Regions from separate parts of the Mus musculus genome. Here region 2 is linked to region 1. Evidence: chromatin loops called from intact Hi-C (ENCODE). Cell type or tissue: heart. All regions are shown on one strand. Links, peaks and the distances in the headings refer to the core of each region. The heading gives the core; the rest is flanking DNA. Region 1 overlaps Gm39200 (a long non-coding RNA gene). Region 2 overlaps Arhgap10 (Rho GTPase activating protein 10).

The links. A loop is a pair of places that touch in the nucleus more often than their neighbours do. Peaks named below come from ENCODE experiments on the same cell type or tissue, not always from the same donor. Only the 100,000 strongest peaks of a DNase experiment are listed, where the experiment ranks them.
Region 2: a loop joins it to region 1, with 2.7 times the contacts of the local background. A loop is called at or near these places in 6 of 42 quality-filtered maps.

Annotation. Positions count from the first base shown.
Region 1 is chr8:77,615,911-77,622,184 of GRCm38, forward strand. It overlaps Gm39200 (a long non-coding RNA gene), which reads left to right. Exons shown (of 3, transcript XR_878939.2): 2 at 3,888-3,966; 3 at 5,145-5,757. Among named protein-coding and RNA genes, the nearest start is that of 1700092C02Rik, 5.1 kb to the right of the region's middle. In heart, for the core only: a CTCF peak has its summit at 2,238 (motif pointing left); a DNase peak (open chromatin) is centred at 2,251.
Region 2 is chr8:77,417,349-77,423,622 of GRCm38, forward strand. Arhgap10 (Rho GTPase activating protein 10) reads right to left here. Exons shown (of 23, transcript NM_030113.2): 6 at 3,289-3,399; 7 at 2,724-2,828. Among named protein-coding and RNA genes, the nearest start is that of 0610038B21Rik, 97 kb to the right of the region's middle. In heart, for the core only: a CTCF peak has its summit at 2,591 (motif pointing right); a DNase peak (open chromatin) is centred at 2,533; H3K27ac peaks cover 215 bases.

The sequences.
Region 1 (6,274 bases), core at 687-4,686:
GCAAGGCGGCATGCAGACAGGCGTGGCATTGGAGAGGGAGCTGAGAACTCTACATCTGCATGGCAGGCAGCAGGAAGAGAACTGCTTTGAGTTTCTGAGACCTCAAAACCCACCCCTAGTGACACACAAGGCCTTCTCCAACAAGGCCACACATCCCAGTAGCGTCACTCCCTGTGAGCCTATGGGGCCATTTTTCTTTAAACCACCGCAGGTGCTGTGTCCCAAAATATCCTGTTCTTTCCTCAAGAGATTGCACTTTGACGCGTCCTTTGCAGAAGGGATTGTGCTGTGTGGTTCAGACTACGGAATCTGAGGTGAATGGCAGGTGTTAACTTTCAGCCTAACATGTTTCATTGCTGGTGTAATGGGTTTGAATCTGAACCCTCAGCTTTGGTTGTTTGTTCCCTAGCTGGTAGTGCTATTTGTTGGGGACCTGTGGAGACCCCTGGTAAAGGCAGGCCATAGAGGAAGACCTTTGAAGGTTAGACCTGCTGCTGGTTCCTGCCCTGCCCTGTGGTGCTCCCCACCACACACTTCTGATGCCGTGAACTAAGTTGTTCTGTGCCTTTTGTGCCCTGATTGTTGGAAACCCTCAGAAACCATGAACCAAAATAAGTCTGTCTTCCCTGCAGTGAGTTCTGTCAGGCTTTCCAGTCACAGCAGGGTGAAAATGGCTGAAAGCTCTCAGCACCTCCCCCCTCACTCTGGCAAGCCATGCTGACTAAAGTGGTGCCTCTGCGCCCAGAGTGGTCAAGAACTGACTTTTCCTTCACATGGTATTGAGGAAAGAATTCATTTTATTTCTGCTGTGTGTGGGTGTGTTGTCTGCATGAATGTACATGCATGGCGTGTGTGCCTGCTGCTCATGGAGGACAGACAGGGACATCAGAGTCCCTGGAACTAGAGTTATGAGTGGTTGTGAGCTGCTGTGTGGTTACCAGGAGCTAAACCCAGGTTCTCTGGAAAAGCAGCCAGCACTCTGCTCTTTTCTGCCATTTCCTCAGCCCTACAGGAAAGAATTTAGAGACTTGGAAGAGAGGGGCACAGGTGTGGACTTTCCCCAAATGGTGCCAGGGAAAAGCATTAGTAAAGTCAATGCCCCTGTGTCCACACTGCTTCAGTGGCCATTTCCTGTCATTGCAGCTACTACTGAAGAGGGAAAACACAGAAACAAGTAGCAACATTTCCTGGCCCAAAGTATCCAGAGGGGCAGTGGATACAGATGTAAAAGTTAGCCTGATACAAAAGGACCCAACTTCAGGATGGAAAGTGAGCAAGGAATACCAATTGTTGGCTGAAGATTGAAGGGTGTGAGGTTTGGCCTTATGTGCAAGCTGGAGTGGTTTGAGTGATGAATGTCTCCCAAAAGCTTGAGTGTCGAAAGGCTTGGTCTCTAGGATGGTGGGAAGTGGACATAGGTTCTTAGGTCTGGGCCCCTTCCTCTGTCTTTTGCTTCTTGGCCATGAGATCAACTGTTTTCTGTGCACTGTGCATCCTGCTGTAGTTGACCAGTGCCCAAGGTTCTAAAATTTATGGGTCTACACAATCAGCCTTATAATATGTGAGCTAAAATATTAAACTTGAAAACCAGAGTGAATTGCATCTCTGTCTGTCTCTCTGTCTCTGTCTCTCTGTCTCTCTCTGTTTCTCTCTGTCTCTCTCTCTCTCCCCCCCCCTCTCTCACACACAAACACATCAGTTGGAGGATAGAGGACCAACTTGAGCCAATGTGGCAAAGTTGATTGCTTGCTCTCCCCTCCTCAAGACAGCAATAAACCAGAATCATCTTTAAAAAAGTGAGGCCATATAACCTTAAAGGAGATTTGAGAAATATTATCAAAGGTACAGTCACCTCAGGCTTGTCAAGGAAACATTATCAGGATAAAGAGAAATAGTCACACTTAGTGTTATTGTCAAATAATTGTTTTTGAATGAACACTAATTGCCACATAATCCTAAACATGATTTCTGACTAATGTATTCAGAATTCCAGCAAAAAAACACACATGCTAAATTAAATCAGGTGAAGAGTTCAGTGTCAGTACTGTTTACAAAGGATGTTAGCAAGGATCACAGAAGCCATTTGGGACAGGTCTGTAACGCATTGCTAGGATATGGTGTTGGGCTGTGTGTAAGGTCATCTGAACAGAGCTTTGACTGTTCATGGACACACCCCCAGGGGAGTGGAAACAGTTTGTCTTCCCCTCCTTTCCAACCATTCTTGCCCTCTACTGGTGAGATCCAGTAGAAGCCAAAGCCAGCTTCACTGGGCTTGGAGCATGGCCAAGAAGGGGAGGCTGGGCTCAGCTTGTTAAATAGAAGGAATCAACCCTGCCCAGGAAAGCCAAGAGTTATAAACAATCCTCAATCAAAAATATTCCAACTCCCCACTGCTTCCGTTGCTGGCCAACTTCTTTAAAATGATTATTCTGAAAATGAATGAACTAGAAATCAGGTGTTTGGGACAGACCTCTGTCCACCCTTATACCACACTGTATTATATGTTTTTATTGCACACATGGATAAACATTGATTTGCATTTTACTTGCTAGTGTCTTCTGAAGTTGGTTGAGGCACCGCAGTCCCCATTCCCAATTTACCCAGAGAGAATACCATCTGTTCTGATGTTTGAGTATGCCCTCATTTGTGCCTGGCACAGACTCGCCAATTATTTCAGCCATCTTCATGACTGGTTCTCATCAGCTTGGCTTTATTGAACTGAATGGCCATCGACACTGAGGCCTTCCATCGATAGGCTCAGCTTTGCATAGTTGGTCACCTTGCATAGAAATGTCTGCCTCAAAAATGAGTTAAAAGTCACTGGAAGGGAGCTGCTGACCCATTCAAATTCATTACATCAGAATTTCAGCTGTACTGTCACTGCACTTTAAAAAAGTGTGATACAGTATGACAGATGTCGTGAAGTCAGGGCTGTGTGCCTCTGGAAAGCACACATGAGTGACAATGTATAGATCTGAAGTTTACAGTAACCCTGAGCAGACCGCATTGGCTATGAGGCAAGGGTGCATCTGTGCCACACGTATTTCTATGGAAGAGGTGAATCAAGGCAGAGTGCGAGCAAATTTTGATCTTGATAATATGTCATAGACTTCTGTGCAAGAATGTGTAATGCCCAAAAAAGTTTGGTGGCCTAGTTTCTTTCCAATAATAGTTCATCTCTAGTTTCCTAATTGTGAGCTGTTATATTATTTCATATTGCATTATTTATATATTGTCTTTATTCAGGATTTGGGGAATTTCTATATATTGCATTGTTTACATATTGTCTTTATTCACGATTTAGAGAATTTCGACTTTAGGAAGAGGTTGTAATTTTTGTATTCAGATTGTCTTAAGGTTTGGAAACTTAATGGTTTTGTGCTTGTGTGTGTTGTGTGTGTGTGCATGTGTGGGTGTGTGTGGCCACCTGTGCACATAGGATTATGGTTCTCACTCTCTTATCCAGGATTTAAACCTCTCCTTTATTCTTCAAGTATTGAACATGATTCTCAGTGTCAAGTGAACAAATGATTAAAAGAATAGTTATTAGATAAAATCCTCTTCTTTACCTTCTGACTCCTTCATGACACTTTTGTGACTCAAAATTTTAGTGATTAGAGCAAGCTAGCATAATGGTTGTTTATATTTTACATCTATAATCTACCCAATGAATCAGCTTTTAACAGACTGGAGCTGTGTCAGGCAAACCCAATTCAATTCATTATGCTTGGCATGGTGATTTATATGAGCATGCTCAGTATGTGTGTCTTGTGGATAATTACCTTCTAAAAACAAAACTATTTTTAATCCTCTCTCTCTCTCCCTCCCTGTCGCCCCTTACCCCCTCCCTCCCTCCCTCCCTATCTCCCCCCCCCACTCTCTGTCAGGTACACGCATATCACAGCACACATGTGGAGGTCAGAAGACAATGTCTGCTGCCAATCACTGCCTTCCACTTTGTTTGAGGTAGTGTCTCTTGTTTTCTTTTTCTTTTCTAAAGAAAACATCAAATTTAATTTATAGAAAAACAACCTGGGAGTATCTGCAAGAACAATGGGAAAAACAACTTCTGCAGAGAGCAAGGTCATCACAGTGGCTGGAGGAAGGGAGCATGTCATTTAGGGAGAGCTTGCAAGGCACTTGCAAATGCACTTCTTTGAGGGTGTAGGGATCAGAGTGTGCGTGAGCATCGCTGCGAGCATCCTGCACCGAGATCATCTCTGTGAGCATCTTGCACATGTCAAGAGACAGAGACTCCACTTTCCTACACAGGACCCATCTCCTGTCTCAGCCAATTCTCCATGGAAGGGTGACTCCATCTTCATCTCCAACACCATCTCCCCTGTCAAAGCATGGGGATGCTCCATTTTGTGGCTTTATCTATCTCTTCATATGGCCTTCATCAGTCTCTGTCATTGTCACAGCTTCACCCGCATCTCCCGGGATCATATTTAAATGGTGATAATAGGCACGCAGCCTGCCCCAGAGCTCTCAGTCGGTTTCTCACCTTCACATAAATTCGCTCATCCAAGCTGAGCCTGGTGAGATCCGGGGACTCCTCTATGGTTATTGGTAGTATGTTGCTCATTTCCACCATCCACCATGTTTCAATCTCTTTTTATATGATATATGCAACAGGCTTGATGCTCTGGGACCTTCTGGGGCATCTCCTATTTCTGTCTCATGTCTTGGTGTAGTACTGGTATCAAAAGTGCATACTACTGTGTCTGGGTTCCTGGGGTTGAAACTCAGGTCTTCAGTTTGAGCATCACATAGTTTACCCACTAGGCCATCTCCTCAGCCCCAAAATGTCTTTGAAATTATGAAATATAGTGTTCTTGGGAAGCTCACTAACTGGCAAACAGAACCAATAGAGTATATTGGAAACCTCAGGTGACAGGCCAAGATTAGTAATTGATAGGTCTAGGGCTTTAGGGGAGATATGTCTTTGACTCTATTTTCTTCTCTGTAAAATGGGAGCAGGTAAAGCAGCAATCTTGAAAGGCTGAGATAAGCGTTCAGTGCCGGCTTTAGGACAGTTGTTATATTCTAAGTACTGATAACTCAATGATCTTGCTCACATAGTGGGGTCTTTGCTCTCCACCCTACTGTCTTCTAAAACTGCTCCCCTCTTTCTCATCCAGATGGAACCACAGGAGTAAACGTGGGCAACCCAAAAGCCTGCTCACCGAGTCCTCTTCTCAGGATTTCCTGGACCAGGCACCAAGAGACAGAGCTAGGAGTCTCTCTCTATGCACTGTAGCTGAAGGAGCCACTGAGGTAGAGACTGGGAGTCGCCAGCAGTGTCCTCTGCAGTGAGACAGGGAGTTTCTAGGGAGATGAGTAAGGGAGCAGAAAGCAGGGGAGACGAGGCACCCATGAGACCTGGGTCGTCTTTGAGTTCTCATTTCTTGTCCTCAATTCCATGACAACCCCAGGATGCTTACAAGGAATTCCTTTGTTATAAGCTGAGTACTGCATTCTGTTCTGGATGCTTGGGCTGTGAATTATGTTCTATGCATGGTTCTGGGTTATAGTAAGAATGAGATTTATAAAGACAGAGGGAGACTAAGACAGCCATTCTCAGGTCACCATGGTCAGAAGGATGGGTGAGCCTCTATTTGTTCCGGACTTCGAGGCCAGCCTGGTCTACAGAGGGAGTTCCAGGGTAGCTAGGGCTTACACAGAGAAATCCTGTCTAGAAAACAAACAAGTAAACAGAAGAGAGAAAGAAAAAAAGAAAGAAAGAAAGAAAGAAAGAAAGAAAAAAAAATAGAGAGAAAGAGAAGAGGAAGAGAGGAAGAGGAGGAGGAAAACAGAACAAAATGGGGAAAATGAGTGGAGGACCTGCACTCTTTTGTGTGTGTTTCCTGACTGCAATGTGACCAGATAAATAAGCTACCTAGTCCCCTCTACAAGCTCACAGCTCCTCAGCGGTGAGATCAAAGGGAATGAGAGTTGAAAAGCCGTCCCAACCGTGAAAAGGACCATGACCATAGAGAGGAATCAAAGCAAAGCAAACATCAAACCAACCAACCCAGGTGAGTGAGACAGGACAGTTAGCAAAGCACACGGAGTAGGCAGAGATCTGGAGGAGAGATTTGAAAACACAAGGCCAGGCACGTCTTTAATCCCAGCACTCGGGAGGCAGAGGTAGGCAGATTTCTGAGTTCCAGGCCAGCCTGGTCTACAGAGTGAGTTCCAGGACAGCCAGGGCTACACAGAGAAACTCTTGTCTCGAAAAACATACAAACAAAACAGAAAAACCAACTCA
Region 2 (6,274 bases), core at 767-4,766, 200 kb before region 1:
CCAGCCATTTTTACAATATAAAAGGCATAGCCAGATGGGGCTGGAAATAGCTTGCTTTCATTTTTAAATAAGATTACCTCTCTTTCTGAGCATAAGAGTCATTTTAAATTTAATTATTTTACTGTAATAAAATTCTAAACAGCTGACAAAATTAACTATAATGTCATAAAGATATCTAACCTTAAAATTCAGTTTTATCATTTCAGTGTGGTTGGTATTAAAAAATAAAATATAACCAGGGTTTTCTTTCAGAAATGTGTGGCTTTATACAGTCAGTATCTGCCCTTATTTAAAAAAAATTAAAAACCACAAGAGAATAAGATGAAAAAAAAAAGAGAGAGAGAGAATAAGATGAATAGCCGAAAAAAAGAAGTAATGACGGTCCTTTCGAGGGAGAGCCTATGGCGCGTGGCTGAAGTGGAGAAGGTGGCTGAAAGCAGAGACAAGGCAGGAGCGTGGGGCTCACACTCGTGCTCTACAGCAGCAGCCAGGGGGAGGCACGTGCAACACACACATGCAAGCGTGCACACGTGAGGGCACACGCACACACACACCCATGGTCCTGAAAATGAGGGCAAAAGAACAACTTCCAAATGAGTGACACCCAAGAAGCCTCAGAGAGCAGAATAAAACTGAGGGATATTTATAAGGTAGCTAGAATAGAGAGAGGATTTGGGGCAATTCCTGATGAATACATATCTCTGAATTCCAAAATATATAGGAAAAAATGTTTCCTCTCCAGAAAGTCCTTGCCCACTCTACTCACAATAAAGGACGGGTGTTGCTGTCAGCCGTGCAAGCTCTCAGCTCACCACGTATTACCAAGGCATAATAAGTAAATATATCTCCCCTCTGCGGGTTTTGCTCACCAGCATCTCATGCCTCGCTCGACATGGCTCAGTCCCTGGAGTCCCTCTTTGCCACAGGTACATTATAAAAGGAAGGAATGTGAGGACGGCTGACCAGAGCCCCAGGAGATGCTGGGTTCCTGTGTCATTCCAGAGCCTGGGCTAAATCGAGATGGCTTCCCTGGCAGGAGGCTGTACTGTCACACAGGGCCTGTGACACAGGGTCTCAGGACAGGCTTAATGTCCTATGATATAACAGGAGGGAAGGCCTGAGAGAGCATCGCATGTGGCTCAGGCTGCTCTCAAAATCACTACATAGCCTTGAACTCCTGATCCTCCTGCCTCCACCTCCCACTGGGATGACAAGCAAGAAACACCACACTGAGTATCAATACCCACCATCTTGAAAGTCTTCATTGTTTTTAATGTGGGGTTCTGTTCTCATTTTACACGAGTCCCATAATACATACATCAGGCCTAACTGGGGTTCTCATCTGGTCAGCCCTGAAGTTGACAAATAAAGTCTAGAACAGCGGTTCTCAGCCTATAGGCCACCACTCCAGGGGTCAAAGGGCCCTTTCACAGGGTTGCCTAAGACCATCAGAAAACACAGATATTTGCATTAGGACTCATAACAGTAGCACAATTACAGTTATGAAGTAGCAAAGGAAATAATTTTATGTTTCAGGTCACTACAATGTGAGGAACTGCACTAGCAAAGTAGAGAACCCCTGGTCTAAGAAAAAAAAAAAAGGTTAATTCTATAATTATATACCAGTTGGGAATGGGGATCAGTCTATAATCTTCTCAACTAGTCTCTCTTCACAAGTTGTTTTATAGCCTACAAGTTACTCTGAAAAATAATTCATTTCATTAAACTTTCTAGTGGGCTGAAGAAATGTCTGCCATGCAAATATAGAGCTGTGAGTTTGAATTCCCTAGCACCTACATAAAGATCTATCCCCATGTCTGTAACACTGTAGGGGCAGAGATCACAGGATGGTGGGACGGGTGAGACTGGAGCTCTCTAACCAACCAGCCCACACAATTGGTGAGCCTCCCATTCAATGAGAGACTGTGTCTCAGAAGATCAGGCAACTGAGAGAGGCAACTGAGAGAGACAGAAGTGAGCAGCCTCTGGCCTGCACATAAACCACACGTACAGAAAAAGTAAGTCCCCTACCATCGGAACAATGTTGAAGTGGACTGGAACACATGAGGCGTGTCTCTGGTTGTTAGTGTCGCACTCACAGGCCAACTGAGCCCCTGAGAGTCCTTTTCTCCTCCCCTGAGATTATGGCACAGTTCGCCAATTGGCTTTGCATGGGTCCTGGGATTCGAACTCAGGGTCACACGGCAAACACTTTACCCACTGAGCCATCTCAGCCTAAAGCAATCATAGCAATCATAGTAGGAATCTCCAAACGTCATTTTTCATCATCAGGTTGAACAAAGGACAGCAAGGAAAACTGGCAGCTGTGGACACAGATACATCAGAGAGCATGCCCAAAATGTAGGGACGGAGAAATTCCATAAGCCAGTCTGGGGAATGAAAAACCATGACTGACGGTCAGTCAGGAACGCCAGGTGGAAGGCCAGGATAGCGGGTTGTTACACAACAACTCAGAGCTAACATAACCAAGTTTACCCCAAGAATTTGCCCCAGAGAGCCAAGGAAGGGCCTCCAAAGGGCAGAATTCCTGGAGCCTCATCAGCTTCAGAGCCATGTGTTACACCAAAGTTGACCACTAGATGGCAACACATCCCCACTTTCTCAGTATACCAGCCTGGTCTTAATAAGATTTTGAGACCAGAGTAGAAAAAGAGCTGCACCCCAAACATCTTTTAAATACCAGAAGGCTTTCCTTTCCTTACATTCTGAATGTTGATTTGTAGTTCCATCTTGTAGTGATTGAAGTCTTTGGAAAGCTCGTGGCCTTGATGATAGAAAGTGAACATTCCCTGAAAGAAGGACAGCATCTATGACAAAGGAGAGGAGCGTTAGTTAGTGCATGCAAGGAAGGAAGCAAGCAACGCCTGCATCAAAACCACCATCCAGAGCACTGCCATCCGGAGCACCCAACCACCTCCCTGTCTGTCACGTCCTGAAATGAAAGTAGTTCCAAAGAAGTCACTAGAAATTAAATAACTGTAAATAGGTGGTCTGTACAGAAAATTATGAACAAGTTGTGAGTTCAAATTCCCTAGCACCCACATAAAGGTCTATCGCCATGCCTGTAACAGAGTGGGGACAGGGGTCACGGTATGGCGGGGGGGCTGTGCCCCTCACTGGGGTGAGGAGGAAGCTGTGCCAACAGGGCCTCCCAACGGTTTAGATGTTTCTCTAGACTTTCCCTAGCTGTGTCCACCCTTGACAACCTGTGAGGTCTCCCTTAGTGTTTTCACAAGGATCCACAGCAACGAGTGTCCTGCTACTCACAGGCTCCACAAACTCGAACTTCTTTCTTTCTTGGATTTCCTGGAGCTTGCACACATATTCAAGCGAGAGCTCGTAGAAATGCTGCCGGTTCTGCTCCACTTGGAGGTCGGCCTGTGTTAAAACAAGCACTGTGAGTTGACCCCACGGCAGGGAGCTATCAAGCTGGAGGTCAATGGCCTGGTGCTGGCCGTGGTGCGGGGCTTTTATAAACTTGTGTTAGAACTCATGTCTTACTCATTGTTACTCTCCTGCCACAGCAGGACAGAGCCACTGCTACAAGGACATACAGAAAAGTCTTCCCAAACTCTAGAGAAGAGCTTGATGACCCTCAAAGACTGAAGATTAAGGAAAACACTTCTTCCTGGAACAGTCAAAAGCCCCGTCGACACCACCTGCACACACACACACACACACGCGCACGCATCCACACACAGGCGCACACACACTACACACGATGAAATATAACAAAAGGGGACAAATCATATTGGGTAACATGAACAGCTATAACGCCAGCACTTGGGAAGCTACGGCAGGAGGACATGTCCAGGGCTAGACTGGACTACACAGCAAGATCGTGGCTTTAAAAAAAAAAAAGGAAGCAGATCCCGGTATGGCACACATGGATGGACTCTTAGGCTCTCAGATGAAAGGCAATGCACATCAGACATAAAAAGAGAAACTCCTACACATGAGGGAGCTACGACAGACCAGCAGAATGACAGAAGGACGGACGGTAGGGCTGGGAGCCCAGGGGAAGTCACGGCTTCCCAGTCAGGGCTTCTGCTTGGCTAGGCACAAAGGTCTGGAGACTGGTGGGGAACGGCTACACAGCCAGGTAAAGCAGTTAGCCAATGCCTGCGCAATATTCGAATGGCTAAAATAAACTGGAAGAAGATAAATATTTTCCAACACATTTTCAGAAGTTTATAAAAACAAGTGTAGTATTTGTCTGGTACTTTTAATTGAAAGTCTTTGAGTAACATAAAGTTTAAATGTCAAGTGAGCAAAATAAGAGCTTCTACCTAAAAGCCATGACGTTTTGTGTCTCATTATTCACCTACCAACAGTATAACCCAAAGCCAAAACCCTTAATCCCGCTGAGCAGTTAAACTGTGGAGTTGAAAGCAGTGGTTGGCTCACGTGACGCTCATGAGGCATCACTGCCTGCAGAGCGGAGAGTCATGCCCTCACGTGTCCTCGGTATGACTTGCCCTCACTCTGCTGAGCACCTTGCATCTGAACGTTCTGAGCAGCCAGAGCGGCTGGGCCCTCCACTGTATGATTCCCTCTCCAGATTCCCGAGCTCACAGTGAGCTCGCCACAATATTCCAAGTGTACATAGGAGCACAGAACGATTCGAGTCTACAATGCACTAACTTTTCCCGCCATGTTACGATTTGGACATGGCCTACATATGCCCTGTAAAGCCTGGCCTCTGACACGTCATTCTTGGGGGTGATGGAATCTTCAAGAAACGAGGCCTGCTCCGGGGTCATGGAGGCACTACTGTTGGAGGGATTAAGATCTCATGGAAGTGGACGAATTCCCACGAGACTACATTGTGTTAAGAAGCCTGGTACCTCCCCTGAATCTCTTACATAAACACTGTCACATGAAGCACATGACCACAGTGAGGACCCCATCAAAGCCAAGCAGACGCCAATGTCATACTCTCAGCTCTCCAGAACTATGAGCTAAATAAATCTGTTTTGTTTATAAACTCTCCATCCATAGGAGTTTTATAACAATACAAAATGAGCTTGCACACACAGTAAGCAAAAGCTGAATGAATGAATGAATGAATAAACAACTGTGTATTATAATCCAATTGTAATTCTATACATGCAGAAGACAGGAGATCAATCTCATGCAATATTACTAAAATATTATTTCTTTAGTGATATTTAAACTGAAATAGTATCCTTTGTCTCCTGGGGGAAAACAAGCATTAAAAACCAAGAAGGATGTAATCTTCTCCCAGAGCCAGTATGTGTTGTAGTACAGAGGCTGTCTAGAACTCAGGAACGTGGGTGGTGGGTGGAGGTGAAGGTCCTTGTGTCTGAGACCCACAAGGCGGGAGCAGCAGCTTCGAGGAGAGATACAAAAATGACCAACACCAGGCATGCTGCAACAGCCCTACTCTCCTCGTATCAACACCAGGCACGCTGCTGCAACAGCCCTACTCTCCTCGTATCAACACCAGGCACGCTGCTGCAACAGCCCTACTCTCCTCGTATCAACAAGAGGGCAGAATGGCTTACAAGTCTCTGCGCTCTTTAGGGTCTACATGATGAACAAGAGAGCTGTTTTCAAGTGGGCATCTGTACGACTGTGAAGAGTAGAGAGAGCAAAACAGAAATGAAACTGGAAGTGCCGTCTTCAGCGCCTCTTCAAGCTCAGGACTTGCAGTTTACTCATCTCTGAGACTGATGACACTGCCAAAGCCATACCTCACTGTGCACACATCCTGTTTGTGGTTCTCGCTCTGACAGCACTATTCTAGGCAGAATGGATAGAGGACTCTGAACTGTAGCCTTCAGAGGGCATACGGTCACTGAAGGGAGCCATGCAACACTACCTAGGAAGCGTAAGAACAATAAGCCAGAAGAGGAGGCCGTGTGGACAGAGAGCTGGAAGGAGCTCTGATCTGTTATGCATTGTAATGCTAAATACTGGCCCTGGCTGCCCCAGGGACGAGGAGACCCTTATGGCATCCAGGTGCTGCTAGGAAACCTTGCTCCTTTAGCTGCTGGGCAGGAGAGGTGGGTTCCGGGGGTTGGGGGTCTGAGGAGAGGACCACAGGGGAGAGAAGATACTGTGGGATAAGGGATCATGAGAACTGACCAATCAGAGTAAGAGCTGCCCAGCCAGCCATGGCAAATCATATCGCAGGGTTACTGGCAGGGACGTAGTCATAATAAACAGCATAGATTCTGGGTAGTATCTGCCCAGCTCTGGTGCTTTAAAGGTTTATGATAAATATAAA